2 separate regions of the Homo sapiens genome follow, and region 2 is linked to region 1. A link is a loop called in an ENCODE intact Hi-C map of the cell type or tissue named here. Cell type or tissue: pancreas. All regions are shown on one strand. Each heading gives the region's core, and the rest is flanking DNA. Links, peaks and the distances in the headings are about the cores only. Region 1 has its middle 170 kb from the start of LINC02167. Region 2 overlaps LOC105371204 (a long non-coding RNA gene).

The links. A loop is a pair of places that touch in the nucleus more often than their neighbours do. Peaks named below come from ENCODE experiments on the same cell type or tissue, not always from the same donor. Only the 100,000 strongest peaks of a DNase experiment are listed, where the experiment ranks them.
Region 2: a loop joins it to region 1, with 4 times the contacts of the local background. A loop is called at or near these places in 4 of 110 quality-filtered maps.

The regions. Positions count from the first base shown.
Region 1 is chr16:35,568,858-35,580,752 of GRCh38, forward strand. It overlaps the pseudogene C1QL1P1. Among named protein-coding and RNA genes, the nearest start is that of LINC02167, 170 kb to the right of the region's middle. In pancreas, for the core only: no CTCF peak of the experiment used is centred there; DNase peaks (open chromatin) are centred at 6,154 and 6,404.
Region 2 is chr16:35,508,474-35,520,368 of GRCh38, forward strand. LOC105371204 (a long non-coding RNA gene) reads left to right here. Exons shown (of 3, transcript XR_942170.3): 2 at 8,542-8,671. Among named protein-coding and RNA genes, the nearest start is that of LINC01566, 150 kb to the left of the region's middle. In pancreas, for the core only: no CTCF peak of the experiment used is centred there; no DNase peak of the experiment used is centred there.

The sequences.
Region 1 (11,895 bases), core at 1,983-9,982:
GGCTGTGTCCATGCGAGTGTGTGACATTTCTTACTGTTGGTTGGTTTTGCCTAAGAAATTAACAATCTCACTGGTGTGCTGGGCCTTGTTATGATACTCTGTAGAACCTAAAGGTTTTATAGGATATGTATGAGTGTCATAACTCTCTGTGACCTTTCTACAACTAGAAGACCTGGGACCACACTGGTTGCTCTAAGTCTAGCTATGAGAGTAAAAATCTTTCTTATTGGCTGGATCCATGTATAAGAATCATCACCATACCTGTGAGCTGAACATAAGCAAATGTCAAAATTTAATCTGTGGGCATGAACTAGGCAGGAAAGTCACATAAGTAAATGCTGGGCCAGTAATATGTCAATATGCCTCCTGTGTGCAGGGCCCTGGCAGGTAAGTCACATCACCTGAGTGCTGGGCTCAGCAATATGCTACAATGCCTGCTGAGGGCAGGGCCACGCAGAGTAGTCTTCTGAGTGTCATTGTTGGTTGAGTGTGCATAGAAGTGTGAGTTGGAGACCCAAGCCCACCAGTAACAGTCTCAACAGTGGTCTGAATCCATTCATGAGAACAACAATCCCACTTGTGATGCTGTACTGGTACAGGAGTTATGGCTTATGGGTGTGCTGAAAGCAGGTCTGAGACATCAAGTGGGTGCTAGGTCCAGCAATATGTCACAATCCACACTTTGTACAGGACCCAGGCAGGAGAGGAGAGTCACATCACCTAGGTGATGGGCTCATAGGTATGTCACAATGCCTCTTCTTGGCATTGCTTAGGCAGGAGAGGCATATCATTTGAGTGCAGTGTCCAGCAATATGTCACAATCCCACTTGGTGCAGGGCCCAGGAAAAAGAGGAGAGTCTCTTCACCTAGGTGATGGGCCTGTGGTATGTCACAACTCCCACTGTGTGCAGGGCATGAGGAGAAAGGAATACTTCCATCACCTAGGTGATGGACCCAGGGATATGTCAAAATCCTTTCTGAGGACTGGGCCTAGGCAAAAGAATCACATTACCTAGGACCTTGTCTCAGTTATATTTCACAGTCCTACTGGTGAGCTGTACTGAGGCAGGATAGTCAAATCAGGTGCTAGACAAAGGTATATGTAACAATCACACCTTCAGAAAGTCCAAGGATGAGATAATCCCACACATGTCCCAGCTCAAGGTATGAGAGTCAACACCTCCTGTGAGTTGGGCCCGAATACACCAGTAACAATCTCAACAGTGGCCCAAATTCATACATGAGAGCCACAATCCCACCAGAAACTGTGTCCATGTGCAGGAGTCATATGCTACAGGTGTGCTGAAACCTGGTCTGAGATTCTCCAAACTACCTGTGCACTGGATCTATGTATGAGAGTTAACATTTCAACTTTCTACTGCTACCTAGTGTGAGATACAGAACCACAACAGTGGTCTCTGGCCATGTTGGAGGGTGACAATTGTTACTGTCAATAACTTCCCTGTGGACAGTGCCCTGACAGCAAAATCAAATCACCTGTGTGCAGGCCTCAGCAGTATGTCACAGTTCTCTCTGTGGACAAGGCCAACGCAAAAGAGGAGGGTCAAATCACCTAGTTGATGGTCTGAGAAATATGTCACAATGCCTCGGTAAGCAGGTCCCAGGCAGGAGAGGCACATCACCTGGGTTCAGAACTCAGTGATATTTTAAATTCACAGGAGGGAAGAACCTAGGCAGGAGAGGAGAGTCACATCACCTAGGGGATTGGCCCAAAGAAATGTCACAATGTCCCCTGTTGGCTATCAATGGGGGAGAGAGAAGAGAATAGTCACATTACTCAGGACATTACCTGTTTCTCTAAGCCTGGCTCGGAGGGTCAAAATCTCTTTTATTGGCTGGGTTCACATGTGAGAGTCATCAGCATTCTTGTAAACTGTGACTAGTTACATGTTGCAATCCCACCTGTGGGCATGCACCAGGCAGTAGAGTCACATTACATGGGTGTCAGGTCTAGAATATATCACAATTTTCTCTGCAAGCAGGGCTTTTAAAGGAGAGTCACAACATCTGGATACTAGGCCCAGTGATATGTCACAATGCCCACTGTAGGCAAGGCCCAGGCAGTAAGGGAGAGTCACATTACCTGGGTGCTGGGCTCAGGGATACATCACAGTACCCAATAGTAGCAAGGCCCAGGCAGCAGAGGAGAGTCATATAACTAAGATGATGGACCAGTGATATATTGCAATCCCCACAGAAGGCAGGGCCAAGGCAGGAAATTAGTGTCACATCACCTAGGTGATGAGCCAATAGATATGTCACAATGCGCCCTGTGGGCAGGGCCCAGGCAGAGATACCACATGATCTAGTTTCTTGGCTCAGATAGATGTCACAATACCAACAATTCGTTGGGCCCAGGCAAGAGAGTAAAATCAATCAGGTGCTAGGCAGAATTATATATAACAAACCTGCAAAAAGATCCAGGAATGAGATTCACAAGCCTGCATATTCCCTGGCTCCAGGTATAAGAGTTAACATCTCCAGTGAGTTGCCCCCAAGTCCTCAGATTACAATCCCAGTGGTGAACAGGATCTGCGCATGAGAGCTCCACTGCTTTTGTGAACAGTGAGGCAGTAGTGTAGTCACAGCCTCACAGGTGTGCTGAATTTCGGTCTGAGATTCACTATCCTACCTTGGGTTCAGATTCACATATGAGAGTCACAATTCAAACTTTTGAATGCCTCCAGATATGAGTTTCAGAACCTCAACAGTGGGCTGAGCACATATGTGAGGGTGACTCTTCTAATTGTCAGCTGCATGTGCTTATGAGAATCACAATCTCATCTGTGTGTTGGGCCCTGTTATGACACTGTCTATGTCACTCAAGGGCTTTATACTGTATGCATACATGTCATAATCTTCTGTGACTTTTCCACAAGTAGGAGACCTAGGACCTTACCCAGTGCCCTAAGCCTATCTATGAGAGTCCAAATCTCTTCTCTTTGCTGAGTCCATGTATGAGAGTAATCATCATGCCTGTGAGCTGGGCTTAGGTATATGAACAATCTCACTTGTGGGCAGGGACCTGGCAAGAGAGTCACAGCACCTGGGCTTTGGGACAAGGATATGTTGATATCCATCTTTTCAGCAGGGCCCTGGCAGAAAGGTCACATAAACTGGGTGCTGGGCTTAATGATGTGTTGCAATGTCCCATGTGGGCAGTGCCCGGACAAAAGAGAATAGTCACATCACCTAAATGGTGGGCACAGAGATATGTTACAATGCCCTCTGTGGGAAGGGCTTTAGTAGGGGAGTCACATCATTTGGGTGCAAGGCCCAGCAATATGTAAAAATATTCACTGGAAGCAGCACCCAGGTAGGAGAGGAGAGTCATGTCCCCTAAGTTATGAGCTCATAGCTATATCACACATATTCCCCCTTTAAGCAGTGTCCAGGCAGTAGAGCATGGTCAAACCAACTAGGTAATGGGCCCAAACCTATGTCATAATCCACTCTGAGGGCAGAGCCAAGAAAAGATAGTGACATCACCAAGGTGTTTGGTCCAAGTATATTTCACAGTCTCATTTGTGGTCTGTACCCACGCAGGAAAATAAAATCATTCAGGTATTTGGCAAAAGTGTATGTAACAATCACACCTTTGAGGAGGTACGGGGTGAGATTCACAATCCTTCACATGCTCCAACACGAGGTATGGGGGTAAACCCCTGCTGTGGATTGGGCCCAACTGTGCAAGTCATAATCTCAATGGTGGACTGGATTCATGCATGGGAACCTCAAGCCCTCCTGTGGACTGTGTCTGGGTAGGTATAGTAGCTACCATTTACAAGATGCATAATAATGGTCAGATGCTGAACCCAGAGCTTTGCATGTATTATATCTCATTTAATCCTCACAACCACCTTTTTCCCAAAGGAGAACACTCAAGGCTCTGAGGGTAGGCTATTTACCTAAAACCACCAGGTTTAGAATTGGCAAGCAGGTCTTTAATTTTATTTATTTATTCAGAGGCAGAGTCTCCCTCTCTTGTCCAGGCTGGAGTGTAGTGGTGTGATCATAACTCACTGCAGCCTAGAAGTAGGCTCAAGTCTTCCTCCCACTTCAGCCTCCCAAATAGCTGAAAATACAGGACTGTGCCACCATGATGGGCTTTTTTTTTTTTTTTTTTTTTTTTTTTTTTTTTTTGCAGGGCAAGGGTCTCCTAATATTGCCCAGGCTGAATTTGAACTCCTGGGTCTAAGGGATCCTCCCATCTCAGCCTCCTAAAGTGCTCAGCCTTGCATGGGGAAGGCCAGAGATTCCTGTGGGCCATCCTCGTGGGTCAGTAGGGGGAGAGTGTGACCCTGAAGTAAGCTTTTCAGGAGAAGAGAGGATGGAATGTCATTCTTTTTTTGATACAGAGTCTTGCTTTGTCACCCAGACTGGAGTGCAGTGGAGCAACCATGGCTCACAGCAGTCTCGACCTCCCGAGCATAAGCGAACTTCCCACCCCAGCCTCCAGAGTAGCTGGGACTGCAGGCACACATCACCACATCTGACTAAGTTTTTACATTTTGTAGAGATGGGGGCTTCACTGTGTTACCCAGGCTGGTCTCAAACTCCTGGGATTAAGCAATCCTCCCGCCTTGGCCTCCCAGCGTTCTAGAATTATACGCGAGCGCCACCCCGCCCCGCTGGGGTGTTATCCTTTAGCGGCCAGCCAGAGGCCTCCCATGGCAGAGTGCTCCCTGGTGGGCTGGATAAAGGAGGGAGAAGTAGGAGCAGTGGAACAACAGGAGCTGGGCTTCAGATCACGTGACAAATACTTTGATGGAAGCAGACACGCGTCGGTTTATGCAACCTAAACACTCTTCTGAACCTGAGGAAGAATAGAGCCTCCCACAACCTGATGGAAAGAAGAGTTAGGGGGTTGCTGAGGAGTGTGGGGGATGAGGAAGAAGAAACTGAAGGGCTGGATGAGATCCACCCCTCCTCCTGGAGGCTGGAGAAGGGGTCCATGAACCCGGGATGTATTTGTACCTGTCAGCATGGAAAAATAACGTGGGGTTGCACACCTTCTTAGGATCCACGTTTCTCCCTGGTCTAGAGGCAGAGATAAGGGGATGGATCAGAAGAAGATGGAGGAAAAGGGTCCCAGGAGAAAGCTGCCTGGCTGGAGCTCCGTGAGGGAGGGGCAGAGGCGTGAAGGGGTTGAAGGAACTGCCCCTCCTGGGGGAAGGCGGGTCTCTGGAACAGTGAGAGCCAGAAGCGCGGAGGCGGCTGCTCTCAGTACGCGGGCTCCGCTGGGCGTCCCGACTGGCCTTCATTCCACCCCCGGATCTCCCAGACTGGGGTCTTCGGGGCCCACGAACCTTACTCCTATCCTCTTTTCCCCTCACAACCCTGTTCCTCATCCTACCCTTTCGACGTCCACCCTGTCGTCCCCCAAATCGCTTTCTTTGACCCCTGCAGACCCGGGCACCATCCCTCGCTTCCACCCGCTGCGGTTCGGGCCCCTCGCGCCTCCCTTTGTCCCTTTCAGTTTTTCGCGTGACCGACTCTCGGGGCCTCTCCTTTCTCAAACCCCTTGGCGCTGTCTAGCTCTCCCCATGGTCCTCTCTTCGGTTCGCACTTTGGTCCTTACTCTTCCCTTCCCTGGAAGAACCTCTCCTGTTTTTCTGGTTCTAGCCGCCTCCCCATTTCCGAGTCTCAGTCTCTGGCTTCCTAAGTCTTGCTCTTCCTCTGGGTCTCCCGCGCAGGGCTTCGCGGCCCCGCCCCTCTGCCCCTCCCATCTCGGCCCTCGCCCCTTCTCTGCCCCTCCCACCTCGGGTCCCCGCGGCTCCGCCCCCCTCTACCCTTCCCATCTGTGGTCCCGACCCTCTGCCCCTCCCACCTCGAGTCGTGCCCCTCTCTGCCCCTCCCACCACGGGGCGTCCGCAGCCCTGCCCTGGTGCCCTCTGAGCCACGCGGAGCCAGTGCTGCTGGCCGGAGAGCAAGGAGACAGGAGGAGCTGGGTTGGAGGCGGGTGGAGGCGGGGGTTCCTCACTTCAGACAGCTCAGCGCGGGGCCCGAGGCCCAGCCCCATGCCCACAGCTCCTCCAGACCCTGGGTGAGCCGGACCCCGGTGAGCGCGGGCCCCTTGCCTGCAGGCCCCAACCACTGGCAACATTGTGCTGCTGGCGCAGCCGAGCTGCCTGGCGCCCCCCACCTCCGCTCCCCACGCCAGCGTGCTGATGCTGCTGATAGTGGTAGTGCCCATCCCGGTGCTGTGGAGGGCAGGGGGCCCAGACAGACACCATGAGATGCAGGCCACCTGCAGCGTGGTGTACGACCCCTGCCTTGTGCAGGGCCCGGCGCCGGCGGGTGGCCAAATGCCTTGAGGGAGCAGAGCAGAGCGATGCGCAGTCACCCTCCACGCTGGTGCAGGGCCCCCAGAGGAAGCAGGGCTTTACCAACAAAATGATCCCCCGCCCCGGACCTCCTAGGGACCCGAGTCCTCCAGGCCCTTTGGGGCTGCTCTGAAAGAAGGGTGAGCCAGGCAAGCCGGGCCCTCGGTGTCTGCGGACGCGGGGACAGCGGCGCCATCAGCACGGCCACCTACATCACGGTGCCGTGCGTCGTCTTCTACCTCAGTTTCAATAAATCCCACACGAATGTTAGGATGTGCTGAAGTCTGACGGGCGCTGCGAGGGCAGCAATATGTGCGCAGACCTCTGCAAGATTAACCAGGTAGGCCAGTTGATGGAATGAGGATGACCCAGGGCTGGGCATCCATGGGTCCCGGGTGCAAAAGGGCACGCGATCAGAGTTCGCGGGGTTGCCAGGTGGACGCAGATGGAGAACCCACCCCACAGCGGCCCTAATGAGGCATCACTTACAGGAATGGTTAGAGCTAGTGGGTATCCCTGACTCATCGGTCCATGCGCACCAGTTCCAAGACAGAAGCTACTGGGCACCGGTGGCGTGAAAATGCAGGGAATAAATCCAGGTAGTCAGAGCACAGGGCTCCTAGCGCGGACTTTCCCCTGGGAAGATGATTCAGGCTCATACCAATGGGCGATAAGCAGATGGCAAGAATGAGGCAAGAGGTAGAAAGAAGCAGCCTTGGCGCCTGCGAGGGCCTCAGTGCGTGGTGATGTGCACAAGTGGAGAAGGCGGGCTGCAGGGAATTTTTAAGACACAAAGGCAAGGGGAGGCTGGAGCTCAGAGCCTTAGCTACAGTAAGTCCTCTGCCCTTGGGAAGAGACATGGGGCTGATGTGACACCCTTTGCAAAATCTGGAACTGGGGAGCTCCTTTCCACTGTAGCAGAACTAACTCACACAAGAAGGAGGCCTGGCGGGGGCAGGGGCACGGGTGTGGGGGGGCATTTTTCCTCCTGAAGCAAGCGAAGAGATGAAAACTTCCCTTCCTCATGGTCCTCATGGTCTCTCAGCTCCAATCCCTCCTGAGCCCTGGAGTGTGGTGGGATCCTCTTCATTTCCATTTGCAATTCCAGACACTGGAGCTGCAAGGCGCCCAGTGTGTGCGGACTCTGTGGACAGCAGGACCTGCCTGAGCTCCTACTCTCTTTGGGATGGCTGGCCCCAGGACCAACCTCCACCCATCCCTGCCCTGGGGCTCAAATGTACCCACCTCTTTTTTTTTTTTTTTTTTTTTTGAGATGGAGTCTCACTCTGTCGCCCAGGCTGGAGTGCAGTGGCGCGATCTCGGCTCACTGCAAGCTCCACCTCCTGTTACCCACCTCTCTTGATACCACCTCTCTTTCCAGTGCTCCCAGCTCAGGGTTGCCTGGGGCCCTCGGGGCATGGTGAGGTTGAGCAATCTCTTGGGAGAAGGGGACCCTGGTCAGAACTAAAGCAGGGCTGGTGGGAGTCATGGAAGAATCTCCTGAGATTGAGCCCCAAGGCCTTGTGGTAGCCTTTCCCAGGGCAGCACTATCCTGAGGCTCTGCTGGCCTTCAGGTTTTCAAGGCTCGGGGGCAGGCAGGGGAGGTCAGCAGAAAGCCTCTCAGGTACTTGTAAGTCAGGGCCCTCTTCTCTTTCCCCTGCCTGGCTGCTCCTACCCTCTGATTTCTGCCCCTCCCCTGCCTCCTTTCTATTGCTATTTCTTGTCCTTCTCTCTCATATGTCTGACTTTTCTGCCTCTCTCTTTCTGGGTTTCTGGCCTCTTCCCCCACCCGGAGTCTAAACCCCTCTTTCCTGTTCCTTGTGTGTGTCTCTCTCATTTGTGTCTTTCAGGCTTCCCAGTGCCCCTCCTCTTTCTTGGTTGCTGGCCAAATTGGAGACCCCGGTACCCAGTAAGGGCTCATTCCACAGACAGCCCCAAGATTTCCCTTATTAATCACCAATAAGGGATGCAGCAATGTCACCCTCATCAATGGAATTTCTTCCTTTCCCAAAGAATTTTGGGCTGGCACAAAGCTGAGGTTTCAGGGGATTGGGGGCTTGCCTGAATAGGGAGGCAGTCACCATGCCACTGGTTGACTCTAGACCCTGCTCCACCTCAGGAGGTCCCAGCAGAGCTGCAGAGATGAGGAGAAGCCCCAGAGGTGACCTCCAGAGAAGAGGAGGCCCCAGTGATGGTGTGTGCTTAGGGTGGGGGAACTTGCTTGACACTGGGAGGTGAAACCATGTCAAAAGCCCCTTCTCTTTTCTTCACCAGGGGAAGGGTATTCACTGGAGATGGGACCACAGGCTAGTAGAAAAGAAAGGAGGTTGCTTTAACTTGGGATTTCAAAGGCCCAGCACTTTAACAGTTCTTCAAACCAGTCCCTAACCCCCACAAAAAAGCCAGGGGAAATAGGCCTATAGCCCCTACCCCATGTCCTTTATGACTTCTCCTTCCAAATTGCCCAAGACTCATTTGACATCGTTGGTCATTCCCATTGTTAGTTTTGAGCCCCCACTAGGAGCCAGGTTTGGGGCTTGGTGAAAGGAGTTCAGGCCACTTTGGCCTCTAGGACTTCATGCCATATACTGGAGGAGCAGTTGTAATGTATAATCACACACCCCAAGGAGTCTTGTGTTAAAGCTGGGCTGGGAAGCCAATTAGTGACTTCTGTCCCCAAATACGTTGTCTGGAAGGGAGTGATTCATCGGGGCCTATCCTTGCTTAAACCAACCAGATGGTGGGGAGAAGGTGGTGATCTTGGTCTCTAAAGTGAGGAGATGCTGCTATGGAGAAAATAAAAAGGTCAAGTGTAGGGAAAAACTGGCTCAGAGGTGAACAAGGACATTCAAATAAGCAGGGAAAAAAATGACAGGACTGGTCAATGGATTAGAAAGAAGTAAGAAGCTTACACTTCCCACATCTTAGAACCAGGGACTGCCCTTGACACTGCACTATTTCTTCCTGGCTTTCTGCCTACAGAGACTTCCAGAATTTAGTGGAAGAAGGCAGAGCTGAATCTGGGCTCTGTGTCTTTCCAAGGCAAGATGGGGGTGTAGGGTCATTCATTGTCATGCTTGGTGCTGAGGCCCCCTCTGTTCTTGTCTGAGGCCCACTGGCCCCGTCCTTAGGAGCATCCTTGAGCCAACACTGATCAAACTTGTGGCACCAAGCCCTGGTAATTAGGATATGAGGAGCCTGAGGAAAGAGCTCTAGATTGGCAGTGGTGCCCTGGGTGCCTGCAGCTGCCTCCAGGATCTACAGTTCAGTTGAGTCAGAGAGGACACAGAATTGATCAGCTAGGCAGGGGGCTGTGTGAGGATGCCAGGGCCTATGGTTTGGGTGCTGTGTGTCTGGGGTAGGAGGCTGTAGGGAGGGGAGTATCCCAATGGGCAATGGCTCAGACAAGAGTCTGACAGAGGTGAGAGGTGCGGGCATATGTAGATTGAGGGCAGTGGTATAAAGACCTAACTAGAGATCAGCCTCTCCCTTGGTGGTTGGAGATCACCCACTCCCCCAGCTATCTTCTCTGGCCCCTAATACATTTCAGATCATGGAGCACTGTGCCTGGCACAGTAGGGACCCAATAAAATATGTGAAAACACAAGTGTCCCTGATGGGCCAGGCTGGCTCCCTGTAGGAGCCACACGTATACACTGGATACCCTAGGACATGTTTCCTGGCTACTCGTTTACACAGTCCCCTGATCAGACAACTGCCTCAGTTTTCCCTCCTGGCAGCACTTGAGGAGGTAATTCTATAGTGACCTCTCATGATAAGGCTCATACCTGCTTTCCTGCTTCCTTGGCAACCTCAGTTCCCCAAACGTCCCCTTGGATTCCAGAAGGAGCTAGATGCCTCAACTGTTTCCAGTTGGGTGGAGAATTGGGACTCTTGGGTTCCATTCCTGGATTCCCACCATCTAAGAATGAAATGGCATACATTCTCCTGCCTCCATGGATAATTAGGATAATTACAACAATCATGGTGATGAATAATTAACAAACATAAGCATAACACTTCTGATGGAGTCACACTGCCAGGAGATTCCTAATGACAGATGACTGCGTTCTAATAAAATTTGGCTATGAAGGAACACACTCTTTTAAAGAGTTGAGGCTAAATTAATCAGTGTAATAGAAATAATTGTTATTAGTAGCAATTTATTAGCAAAGATAATGAAATGCATGTGTATTAATAAATACTACCAGGATTGGGCCCCAGGGAACAATACAGAAGCTGGCCGCTTGCTTCCAGCTCTTCCCTAACAGCTCAAAGTCCCATCAAGATCTATTTTTTTTCTTTACCATCAAAAGTCTTTTACAAAGGTGACAGTGGTAAGGCAAAATCTTCTCATCCATTTTTTGGGACAGAGAATCATAGCTCCTTGACAGATGGCATCTCCTCCCGACCTGAATTTTATTCCCTTATCTTTAGCTAGACAAGTCTTCTCAGCTAAGCACCCAAACAGTACCTTCCCAGATTGGTGAAGAAGAGGTTGAGGGGATAGCAGAGCCTGGAGAATTGAGTTTTAAATGGAGAACCGCATGCATATATGTTGGACCCTCTTCATTGATGGATTATGGCTAATGAGCAGCTTTGATACGGTTGACCTGCAGTTTTGGCTCCAGCCCGGGAGAGTGGATGGGCTTCTCCTCTAATTTGGCTTGGTTCTACCCAGACTTCAGCCCTGGGGTTGGGGATGGAGCTGCCTTCAGGGAAGGAGCAAAATAGAGAGAAATCATGGAGAAACCCGGCCGTGAGAATCCCACTCCGTGCAACCACCCCACACCACAGGCACCATCCTAGAGATGGCTGTTCTCTTCCCATTCTCTACACAGAATATCCTGGAGAGGCCCAGGATCCTCGAGCTCAGGCCTTGTGTTTCCTCAGCTGTTAGAGGAAGGTCTGGAGATCATTCATGCACCACCACACAATATCTTATGATTACACTAACAGCCCCCATAAGTGACAGTAGGCTCTAAGCCCAAGTGCTGGTGCTCTTTTGACCCACTTTTCTGCCTCTCTCTCCTCATTCCTCATCAAGGCAAGGGCCAGCAAGGATGTTCTATGAAACCAAAATTCCCAGGAGGGAGTAAGGCCTAGATTTCCTTCTTCCTACCCAGTTCTTTTGCACCACTGTGGGGAGAGATATGAGAAGCTAAAAGTCCTCTTTGGGTGAGGAGTCACAGCTAGACAGCTACAGCTCCTTGGAGGCTGTCTCCCAGGCCCATTCTAAGCCGTGAGAGGAAAAAGCATTCTCAGGCCTTCCATGTCACTGCTGCAGTGAGAGATTCTGGAATGAACTTCAGACAAGGAGTCCAAAGACCTGGCCTGGTTCTGGGGTGGTTGCTGATGAGCAGCCTGATATTGGTCCAGCTGCCTGACCTATGGGGCCAAGGCATGCCTGTGTGTTCATCCACTGACATACAATGGAGTAGGTGTCATTGAAGCATATGGCATCATTATGAAAGCAGAGGAAGGAACGATGAGGAGAGAAAAGGAGGACCAGAGAATTCCTCTCTGCAAGAAGGACTTCCAGGCTTCC
Region 2 (11,895 bases), core at 2,406-10,405, 60 kb before region 1:
TATTTTGAGGTATATTCTTTCTATACCTAATTTGCTATAAATTTTGTTAGGAATGGATTTTAAATTTTGTCAAAATAATTTTAGGCATGCATAAAAAGTCATGATTTTTAATCTTTTTGTTGTGTAAATAAGGTGTATAGCATTTATTGATTTCCACATATTAAAATATTATTGCATCCCAGGAATAAATCCAACTTGATCATAACATCCAACTGTGTTGCCCAGGCTAGTCTCAAACTCCTGGATTCAAGAGCCCCTCTCCTCTCAGCCTACGAAAGTGCTGGGATTAAAGGTGAGATCCACTATGCCTGGCCATATATATATATAATTTGTAAATAAAAATAACCTTATATACAAGGATAAATTCAAATGTCCACGGTGAGGTCTGGGCTTCAGCATAAGGAGGAAGTCTTGCCTGAAAAGGGCTGCAGCTTGGAACTTTTTACCCTGTCGTCATGTGGCTATGAGTTGGTTCACATCTTCTGTCATTCAGGACCCGAAGGGGTGGGACCTGGGGCCCTATTATCACTGGTGCTGGGGTAAAAACTGTCTTAAAACTATCATTTTAATGCTTAGCAATGTTAATTTTTAGTGAGAAACAAGATTACTTAATTTAATATAACCAGATTTTAAGTTACTAAAAAAAAACCCTAAAATTATGACACAGGTATTTCCTCTAATGTTTTTTTGGGGGGTTTCAAGTACCTATGTCATATACTGAAACCTACTGTTCTGTAAGCCCTACCCTTAAAACAATCTTGTTGTTATTGTGAACAGTTACTTAGTGTAAATCCTACCCTTAGGCAAATTTATATGGTGATTTCAATTGTCCTTCACATTCCTTTCCTGTGTTAAGTGTCTGGGTTTAGGGGTTAACAGTGGGAGGATCCACCATCTTCAGCCATCTGAGACATAGCTTCTATTCATAAGTCCATCTTAAATGTTCCTTTCTGAGAAACTTGATTTGTCAGCCTCATTCTTCAACCTTTCAACTCCCTTGGCTTTTAAAGGCAGGTTTACATATACCTACTCACAACAAAACACCCTCATATATATGGTCTGTCAATTTCTAGAACATTTTTATGTGGTTCAAGACTGTAATGTGTAGCACATGTAGTTTTGTATATGGATAGTATATTTTATATAGTATATTTTATATAGCTACTTTATATTACACATCACTAAAATACATGTTCAGTAAGTGCTCACTTAACGTCATTGATAGGTCCTTAGAAACTGACTTTAAGTAAAACAAAATACTGTATGCCATGGAAAATTAACTTGTTTATATCAATTAGCCAATGGTAAAATTGGTTTTATTATATAGTATATTGTTTTACTTAAAGTCACAGTTTCCCAGAATCTATCAAAAAAGTGAGAACATACTGTCATTAGTATTATGTAGTACATTACAGAATTACACTGTTATGGTATGTTATTGTAGTCTTAGCAGTTGGTAGTATAATGTGTTTCAGTTTCCCCCAAGGTCACAGAATTATCCAGGCCAACCAATAACACCTCCTGTGGGAACCAGGAGCATCTCACCCTCTTGATACTACAAAGCCTTCCCCGACACCTCCTGTTTGTTCTCTCTGCTCCCAGGTGCAATGGCTGTGTGGGTCTGTATACCTTACATAGCTTTCTCCTTCCATGATTATATGTAATGAATAACTGCTGTCAATCTCATCTGTCCAGTGATTGGTGCCATGGTTTTAACTATTCCAGTAGCATTAGGGTGGTAATTTCTCCCTCACCAATGGGGTAAAGGGGAGGCTAATCAAACAATTCACAACACTAACTGGATTAATCACCCATGACGGAGGACATCTGCTCAACTTTAACTGCTTTTGGCCTACTGGTTTCATGATACATTAAAAGTCATCTCTGTCAGAGCCATCAGTTTGTGGTGGGCTTTTGCTTTGGTCTAAATAACAATTTGTGGCCTTTATCATGATTTGCCTTCCCTGCCCACACTAAAGCACACATTACCTAGACATAAATATTCAATGGACTCTTCTCCCGCGTGACGTGTCATCATGTTTAGCCTGTGTTTGGCAGGCAGTTTGCAAGACACTTGCGTGTCAAGGCAGTGAAAACACAGCACCTTAATCAGTCAGCACTTCAGTCCTGATTACCAGGAGTCCGGCCATATCCCTGTGGTCGCTTCATCTGGTCTGCTTACTATTACTAAATGCCTGGGTAGTCATCTGAACGTTGTTTATTATTGCACACTCTCAGGACAGACCCAGGGATGGTCTTCTGTAAAATTGCAAAAACAAAAGGGACTTTTACTTTGGAGAGAATTATGCTTGTCATTCAGTTGCTCTAAGAAGTGCTACTGTCATGCAAGCAAGAACAGTGGCCTTGTCTTTTCTGAGCTGCTGCTTCCTTTGCTGCTGTCACGTGCAATCTCATGATGAGGTGTGCATTCCTTGTGCCTTATGGCTTAGGCACTGATGAGTCATAAAAAGGAGAAAGAGAATTTAATATTAGTCCCTCCCAAAACATTTGGGGTAATTCTCTCACTGTAAAACCCCTACTCATCATGTGAACTTTTAGCACTGCTGCTTACCAGTATGCCAATGGTGCAATCTTAGGATCAGAAGTTTGATGGACTCAAAAAAAAAAAAAAGTACCATAACGAATATGGGTGCTAATCCCAGTGAGATGGAGAGGCAGTAAACACCTTCTTCCAAAGAGAAGACAGATTGCAAATAAACAAATAATGATATAACTCAAGAAACTAGAAGAGGGAGAACTTATCCCAAAGTTAGCAGATGATGAAATTAATTAAAAAAACAGAGCAGAAATAAATACAATGAACACTAGAAAAAAAAAACAGAAAATGTAGAAAAAATGTAAGAACTTGTTTTTTTTTTGAAAACATAAAATCTTCCTATCTTTAGCTAGGCTAAGAAATAAATGCTCAAATAAATAAAATTAGAATTAAATGGAAGATATTACAACTGGCAAAACAGACATACAAAAGGTCATAAGATTGCTGTGTACATAGACTCCTATTTACAATGATATCCAAACAAATTGTGTAAGGGAGAAGACATGAATAAATTTCTAGACATGTACCACCTACCAAGACTGAGCCATAAAGAAATAGAAAACATGAATAGATCAGTAATGAGTAAAGAGTTTAGATCTGATGACTTTACTCCTGAATTTTACCAAACATTTAAAAAGAACCAAATCTTTGAAAAAAAATTGAAGAAACAGGAATACTTCCAAACTCATTTTACGAAGCCAGCATTACCCTGATACAAAAACCAGAGATAGACATTACAAAAAAAAAAATTACACGCCAATATCCCTGATGAACATAGATGCAAAATCATCCACAACATAGTTGCAAATGAAATTCAAAAGCACTTTAAAAGGATAATTTATTTGATGTGGGTGCCCCCCATCCCACCTTTTCTTAAAAAATGAAAAAAAAATAGCATGGCATGGTCATACATGTCTGTGGTCCTACCTACTTGGGAGGCAGAGGTGGGAGGGACACTTGATCCTGGGAGGTAGAGGTTGCTGTGAGCTGAGATCAGGCCACTGCACTGCAGCCTGGGTGACAGAACAAGATCCTCTCTCTCTTTCCCCCACTTTGTGTGTGTGTGTTGCACACACAAAGGGGAGGGGTGAGGGTGTGGATGTGTGTGTATTATTCAAAATGAAAACAATGACAATTATTTTTGTGTACATTTATATTTTTTGGAGAAAGAGTATCACTCTGTCACCCAGGCTCAAGTACAGTGGTGTGATCTTGGCTCACGGCAACCTGTGCCCCCTAGGTTTAAGCGATTCTTCTGCCTCAGCCTCCCAAGTAGCTGGGATACAGGTGCCCACCATCTTGCCAAGCTAATTTTTGTATTTTTAGTACAGACATTGTTTCGCCATGTTGGCCAGGCTGGTTTTAAACTCCTGAGCTCAAGTGATCACCCACTTCAGCCTCCCAAAGTGCTGGGATAACAGGCGTGAGCCACCGTGCCTGACCAATGACAATTATTTTTAAATTTTAGATTTTACAATCTTTCTCTCCTCTTGAATTTGAGGCAGCCTGAGCTTTGAAAACTGGCAATCTTCTATTGCAGCAATGTGCAGTAGAAATAAAATGTGAGCCACGTGTGTCAAAGTTTTCTAGTAGCAGCATAAAGAAAAAGAAATATGAGTGAAATTGATTTTAATAACTTAGCCCAATATATCCAAAATATTTTAACATATAATTAGAATGAAATCATTACATATATATAGATAGATATAGATATAGATATATATGTAACTAAATCTCTAAAATACTTTCTGATATTTTTCCCTAGCATATCTCAGTACATACTGTGTACAATTTGGGTGCTCAGTAGCCTGTTGTGGCCAGTGGCTGCCACATTGCAGGTGCATCTCTGAGGGCTCTTGACTTTTCTGACCTTCGGGAGGTAAAGGGCCTGAATTTTCCTTTTCTGCCAGATAGGAGTGAATGCCTCTTCTCTGCCAATATCACTCCTGTTTCAAGGGTAAGAGAGGTGGTGCACTGAGAGACAGGAGGGACCTACAGGAAACAAGTGTCCACAGATAGACCACTGCTGTCCGCTGCTGCTTGGTGTGGACTCATCACTCTTCCAGAAATCAGACAGAAGTCCAAAAAATGGGGACCCAGAAGGGGGAAACCTCATGTTTTTAGATCTGTCCATAGCCTTAATCTCCAGAATTTAGATGTCAAGAGACTAGATTAAAGGCAAACCTTTTATCTTGCAATTTGGCTTTGGCAAATTAAAATAGAAATAGAAATGTGTCACTATAAAAATCAATTATATACAAAGGAAGGCAATAAGAGCAGAAAAGAGGAGAAAATACCTACGAGAAACAAATAGAACTATTAACAAAAAGGAAATATTCCATTCTTTTCAGAATTAAAATGAATATATACATGGAGTGAAATATACACTGGAAATATGTAAATTGGCTAAAGAGATTTTAAAAAAACAAGATTTATTTTCTGTTGTCTATAAGAAACTCAATTTACATCTAAGCACACAGATAGGCTAAAAGTGCCAGTATGAAAAATACCTTCTAGGAAAACTGCAATCAAATGACAGCAACGTGGATCATAATTATGCAAAATACACATTAAGTCAGAACTGAAACAACAGACAAAGAAAGATGTTGTATAATGATAAAACTGTCAATTCACTGGGGAAGCTGTGTTAATAATAAATATGTGCACACTTCACATCAGGGTTCCCAAATGTATAAAGTTAACATTGACACAAATGAAGAAGGAAATGGCTATGCAAAAATAGTAAGAGACATAATTACCCCACTACCCACTATCAGTAATGAATAATAAAGCCAGACAGAAAGTTAACTTGAGAACAGAGAATTTGAATAACACTGCAAACTCTAAACCTAACAGACATATAGAAAACACTAGTCACAGTGAATAGAAGTGAAAAAACAAAAGAAACAAACACTCCACACAGCAATATCAGAATATACAATTTTTTCAATAGGTCATGAAACATTCTCCTGGGTTGATGACCTACTAGGACACAAAACAAGTTTTGCTAAATTTTAAAATGGTAAAATATGGGCCAGGGATGGTGGCTCATGTCTATCATTCCAGCATGTTGGGAGGCTGAATTGGGAGGATTGAGTGAGTTTAGGAGTTCATGGCCAGCCTGGGCAACATAAGGAGACCTTGTCTTTACAAAATATAAAATTAAAAAATTAACTGGGCATGATTACACGTGCCTGTGTGTCCAGCCACTCAGCAGGCTGAGGTGGGAGGATTGCTTGAGCCTGGGAGATCAAGGCTGTGGTTAGCCATAATTGAGTCACTGTGCTTCAGCCTGAGTAACATAGCAAATCTCTGTCCCAAAAGAGATTAAAATATTACAAACTATCATTTTTGATTAAAAGGGAATACAATGAGAAATCAATAGCAGAAAAAATACTGGAAAATCTACAAATATGTGGAAATTAAACAACCCACTCTTCAGCATGCTCTCGTTAAGGGTCGGAAGACAATATTGTGAAGATGTTCACACTACCCAAAATTATCTACAGATTCAATGTGATCGCTGTCAAATTTTAACTGTCATTTCATTTGCAGAAATACAAAAAAAATTCTAAAGCTTATATGGAATCTAAAGTGAGTATCAAGAGCCAAACAACTTTCTAAAAGCATAATATTGGAGCTATGACACTCCTTGACTTCCTAATGTATTACAAAACTACAGTAACCAAACTATTTGGTACTGACATAAAGGCAGACAGACAGACCAATGGAACAGAATAGATCACAGGAATAAACTGTCATATATATGGCCAAATGAGGAGTTATTTTTATATCCATATTCATTGCAGCATTATTCACAACAGCTGATAGGTGGAAGGAACCCAAATGTCCCTCAGTGAATGAGTGGATAAAGGCAATTTGGAATATACAAATAATGGAATATTATTCAGTTTTTTAAAAGCAGGAGATCTGATTATTTTTACACTAAGAATAAATCTTGAGGACATTATGTAAATGAAATAAACCAGTCACAAAAGGACAGACACTGTTTGACTCCAGTTAAATAAAATATCTAATGTAGTTAAACTCTTAGAAACAGAAAGTAGAATAGTATCAGTCAGAGCCTTAGGGGTGGAAATAAAAGGGTAGTTGTTGTTTCATAGGTATTGAATTTTAGTTTTACAACATAAAATCATTTTAGCGATATGTTGCATAGCAATGTGAATATATTTAATATTATTTAACTATGTACTTAATATATTTAAGATGGTACATTTTATGTGTTTTGAGTACATTAAAAATGAAAAACTTTCTAAAGAGATACATATTTATAACCTTTTTCAAAAATTACCTCCAAATCATAAAAATGTCAGAAAAACAATAAAGAGGCCAGGTGCAGTGGCTCATCCATGTAATTGAAATACAACAGGAGGCTGAGGATGGAGAATAGCTTGAGGCCAAAAGTTGGAGACCAGCCTGGGCAACATAATAAGACCTCATCTACAAATCACAAGCAAAAGGAAACTGGCAAATTAAAAAATATGTGAGACTTAAAACAGCAGACTCTTGACGGCTCAAAAAATTTAATATTATTAAGATGTCAATACTACTCACAGTGAAACACAAATTCAAAGTATTTTCTATCAAAATCCCAATGTTACGATTTTTTTAGAAATATTATTTTAAGTCCTAAAATTCTTACGGAATATCAAGGGACAATGAGTAGCCAAAGAAGCTTTAGAGAACGAAGTTAGAGGTGTCACACTTCCTGATTTCCAAACAGATTACAAAGCTATAGAAATACAACCAGAAAGACAAATAGATGATGGAACAGAATAGAGAACCCAGATATAGACCATCATGAATATCATCAGATAATCTTCAAACAAGTTGCCATTACCAAACAACAGGGAAATAACAGACCCTTTAACAAATAGTGTTCTAAAAGTGAACATCAAAATGGAAGAAAATGAAATTGGACTTCTGACTTGAACCATATACAAAAATATCTTAAATAAATTAAACAAATGTAAGTAAGATAGCTATAAAACTCTTAAAATATGAGGTAAAAATCATGACATTTGTCTTGGTAATTTTTTAAAATATGACATTAAAAGCAGAAGTAACAAGAAAAAAAGCAGAAAAATGGGACTACCTCAAATGTAGTAAGCTTTCTGGACATAAAGGAAACATTTAATGTCACGTAAGAAATGAGAAAAAAATTACAAATGATATATTTGATAGAAGTTAATAACCAGAATGTATAAACAACTTTAAAACTCAACAAAAAAAACTGAACAACCCTATTTAAAAATGGGCAAAACTCTCAACAGATGTTTCTACAAAAGAGATATACAAATGGCCAAGAGGAATTTGAAAGGATGGTCAAATTCACGAATCTTTAGAGAAATGAAAAGCAAAATCCCAATGAGATATTACTTCACACTCATTAGGATGGCCACTATCAAACGAGAGAAAATAATAAATATTTTCAAGGATGTAGATAAATTGATATACTTGTGCACTGAGTGGTGGAAAAATAATAATGCAGCCATTATGAAAAATAGTACAGAGGTTCCTCAGATATTAAAAATGGAATTATTGTACTATCTTGTTGGAGGTCAAAAGAATGAGTGTTGTGACCAACTCATTATACCACTGGAGGCTATATGAGCAAACAGCAAACTGTTCTCATGAATGCAGGATGTTGGCAAGCTGACAACTGCATCTGCAACCAGAAGGAATGCTGAGGGCAGTCATGCCCCAGGCACAGTGTTTCTTGTGGTTATCTATAGGAACATCTGGAGCCTGTTGTACAAAGAAACCAATTATGTGAGCCTGTGATAAATCAGGCAGCTGACTAACCATTACCTCTTCCTCCCTGTTGATTCTACCTAATGAATACAAAGGGCTGTATAAGCTCAGGGCCCTTGTTCCCTAGAAGCAAGGAGCCCCCTGACCCCTTCTTTAAAACAGATCTTTTTGTCTTTGTCTTCATTTCTGCGTTTGTCCTTCTTCTTCAGTCCTGAACTGACAGCCACAAGTGGCACCTGAACAGGGACTTGAACAAAGAAGGTCTGCTGGAGCAGAAAAAGTGAAACTGACCAGATGAATGAGAAACCCTGGGATGAGTCTGCCTGCAGAGGATATAAGGTCAGTGTCCTAAAGAGGTACTGGGAGTGGGAAGTTTCTGAATCAGGGTAACGTGGGGGCAGAGTTTGTCTGTTGAGGAGCAGCATTACGTGCAGTTGCTTAAAGTTTTACGTAAACAATCTGGTGCTCAGGTTAGTTCTCAAACGCTGACTAAGCTGCTGCAGGAGGTTATCATGCATAACCCCTCGTTTCCGCAGACAGGCGCTCTTGATGTGGAAAATTGGAACTGAGTAGGGGAAGGATTAAAATGGGCTCATCAAAAAGGTCTTAAAGTTTATCCTTCCTTTTTTTTCTGTTTGGAGTTTAGTCCATACTGTCCTCCTGCCATTATCTCATTCTTATTCTGCCAAACCGCAGGAGCCATGTTCTGAATCTCAAATTTTGAAAGAATCTTTTGTCCCACCCACAACACCCAAAGAAAATAATAAACAGGAGAGGGAGGATGAAAATTGGCGTCTACCACCCCCTCCAGTAGCAGAAACACCTGTACCATCTCCTTCAGTAACAGAAATAGAGACCCCACTGCAAAGAATTCTATGCTCTGCTACCATAGCTGGAGAGCCCTTAGGACATTGCACTTTCACTATTTCTGTAAGGCCTGATCCAAATAATCCACAGCAGTTTATTTATGAACATGCCTCACTAGAGTTTAAGTTGTTGAAGGAATTAAAAGCTAGTGTAGTGAATAATGGAGTACAGAGCCCATTTACTTTAGGATTGTTAGAATCTGTATTTTGAACTATGTGTCTTCCATCCTTTGATGTAAAGCATTTGGCTCACACTTGTTTGTCTGCTAGTGCATATCTGAAATGGAATTTAAATTGGCAAGAACTGTGTGCACACCAGGCTAGACAGAATTGTGCTGCCGGACACAGGGACATTACAGAGGATATGCTGTTGGGTAATGGCCCTTATTCAGACCTGGAATATCAAATGACACTCCCAGACGCTGCTTATAAGCAGCGTGCACTGGCTGCTAAATGCACCTGGGCCACAATTCCAGAGGAAGGGGTCCCAATACAATCCTTTTTACATGGCATGCAAGGGTCAAAGGAGCACTATGCACATTTTCTTGCATGATTACAAGAGGCAGTGAGGCATCAGATTCCTCATACCACTGCTGCAGAAATGCTAACCTTAACTTTAGCTTTTGAGAATGCAAACACGGATTATAAATGTGCACTGGCTCCTGTGAGATGTACTAAAAACTTAGGACATTTTCTCAAAACTTGTCAAGATGTGAGAACTGAGCTTCATTGCTCTACAATGTTAGCTCAAGCAATGGCTAATTTAGTAGTTAACAAATCTAAAAAGGGCTAAGGGTCAAACCCTAAAATGGGAAAATCTTATAATTGTGGAAAAATCGGACATTTCAAAAAGGAATGCCATCAGACCTTGGGCAAAAGGGATCTTATAATGCAATACCCAACCTTCAGCAGAAAAAATTCCAGAAATTTGCCCTTGTTGCAATAAAGGAAATCATTGGACTAATCAATGCAGTTCAAAATTTCATCAGAATGGCACCCCTCTGTCGGGAACCAAGAAGGGAGCCTGGACCCGGTCCCCTCAAACAATGAGGGCATTTCCTGTCCAGGCCACAACCCCATTTCAGGGAGGAGTCTATGGAGGAACATTGATTCCCTTTCCCCAGGAACACCCAGAAGCACAGGAATAGATCTCCCTGTCAGAGAATGGGTTACATTAGTTGGAGGAAACAAACCCACTAAAATTCCCACTGGTATTTGGAGACCTTTGCCAACAGGATATATGGGATTAATTTTGGGTAAAATCCATCTCAACTTACAGGACATTACTGTAGTCCCAGGAGTTGTTGACTGTGATTATGAAGGAGAAATTCAAGTAGTGGTAATATCACAAGATTTGTTAGTTTTTGAACCTGGAGAATATGTAACTCAACTACTGCTTATTCCCTGGGAGTTGTTTCCTTCTCCACATAAGGAGAAATGAGAGAATCAAGGATTTGGGAGTACAGCTAGGAGGAAAATTTATTTATCACAACCCATAGCATCTAATAGACCCACCTGTACAGTGCAAATTAAAGGAAAAAAATTTCTATGGGCTTATGGATATGGGAGCTGATGTGTCAGTAATATCTAAAAACAATTGGCCCCCATCCTGGCCCCTGCAATTAACTCCTACATCGCTAGTGGGAATAGGAACAGCTCAAAGTGTTCAACAGAGTGCTGAAATTTTACCCTGTCTCAAACCAGATGGACAGTCATGTACTTTTAAAATTTATTTTGCAAATGTAACTGTTAACCTATGGGGCCAAGATTTACTTACAGCATGGGATATAAGACTTGCAAATGAAACTATTGACAATCCAGGGTTCAAAATGTTAAAGAAAATGGGATGTCAGGCAGAAAAGGCTTAGAAAAGTCCCTACAGGGAAACACTGATCCTATATCAATAGCTGGGCAAACAGATAGAAAAGGGCTAGGTCATCAGAATTTCTGATGGGAGTCACTGATATTTCTCCCCCATCTACTGTTTTACCGCTGGAGTGGCTGACTAAAAAACCTGTATGGGTGGATCAGTGGCCCCTATCACAGGAGAAACTAACACAATTCCATCCGCTAGTAAAAGAGCAAATGGATGCAGGACATATTGAAGAGTCAGTTAGCACCTGGAATTCATCAGTATTTGTAATTCCTAAAAAGTCAGGAAAATGATGACTGCTACATGATTTGAGAGCTATTAATGCACACATTAAACCAATGGGTGCATTACAGCAAGGTCTGCCATCCCCGGCAGCCTTTCCAGGAGGCTGGCCTCTCAAAGTAATATATCTTAAAGATTTTTTATTTATTTTTTTATTTTACTGTTACATGAGCAGGATAAGCATCGATTTGCCTTTTATGTGCTTTCTGTTAATCAAAAAGAGCCTGTCTCTCATTATCAATGGAAAGTCTTACCCCAAGGCATGCTTAACAGCATTATATCAGCATGTTGTAGGATAGGCATTAAAGGTGCCTCTGAATATGTTTCCCACAGCCTACATCCGTCATTATATGGATGATATTCTTTCTGCCCCTCCTACAGATCAAATTTTATATCAGTTATTCAGATAAATAAAATGAGCTTTGACTTAAATGGAATCTCAAAATAGCTCCAGAAAAGGTGCAAACAACCTCCTGATACCAGTACTTAGGCACTATTGTTACTGAAAGAAGTGTTTGGCCTCAGAAAGTAGTCCTCCATAG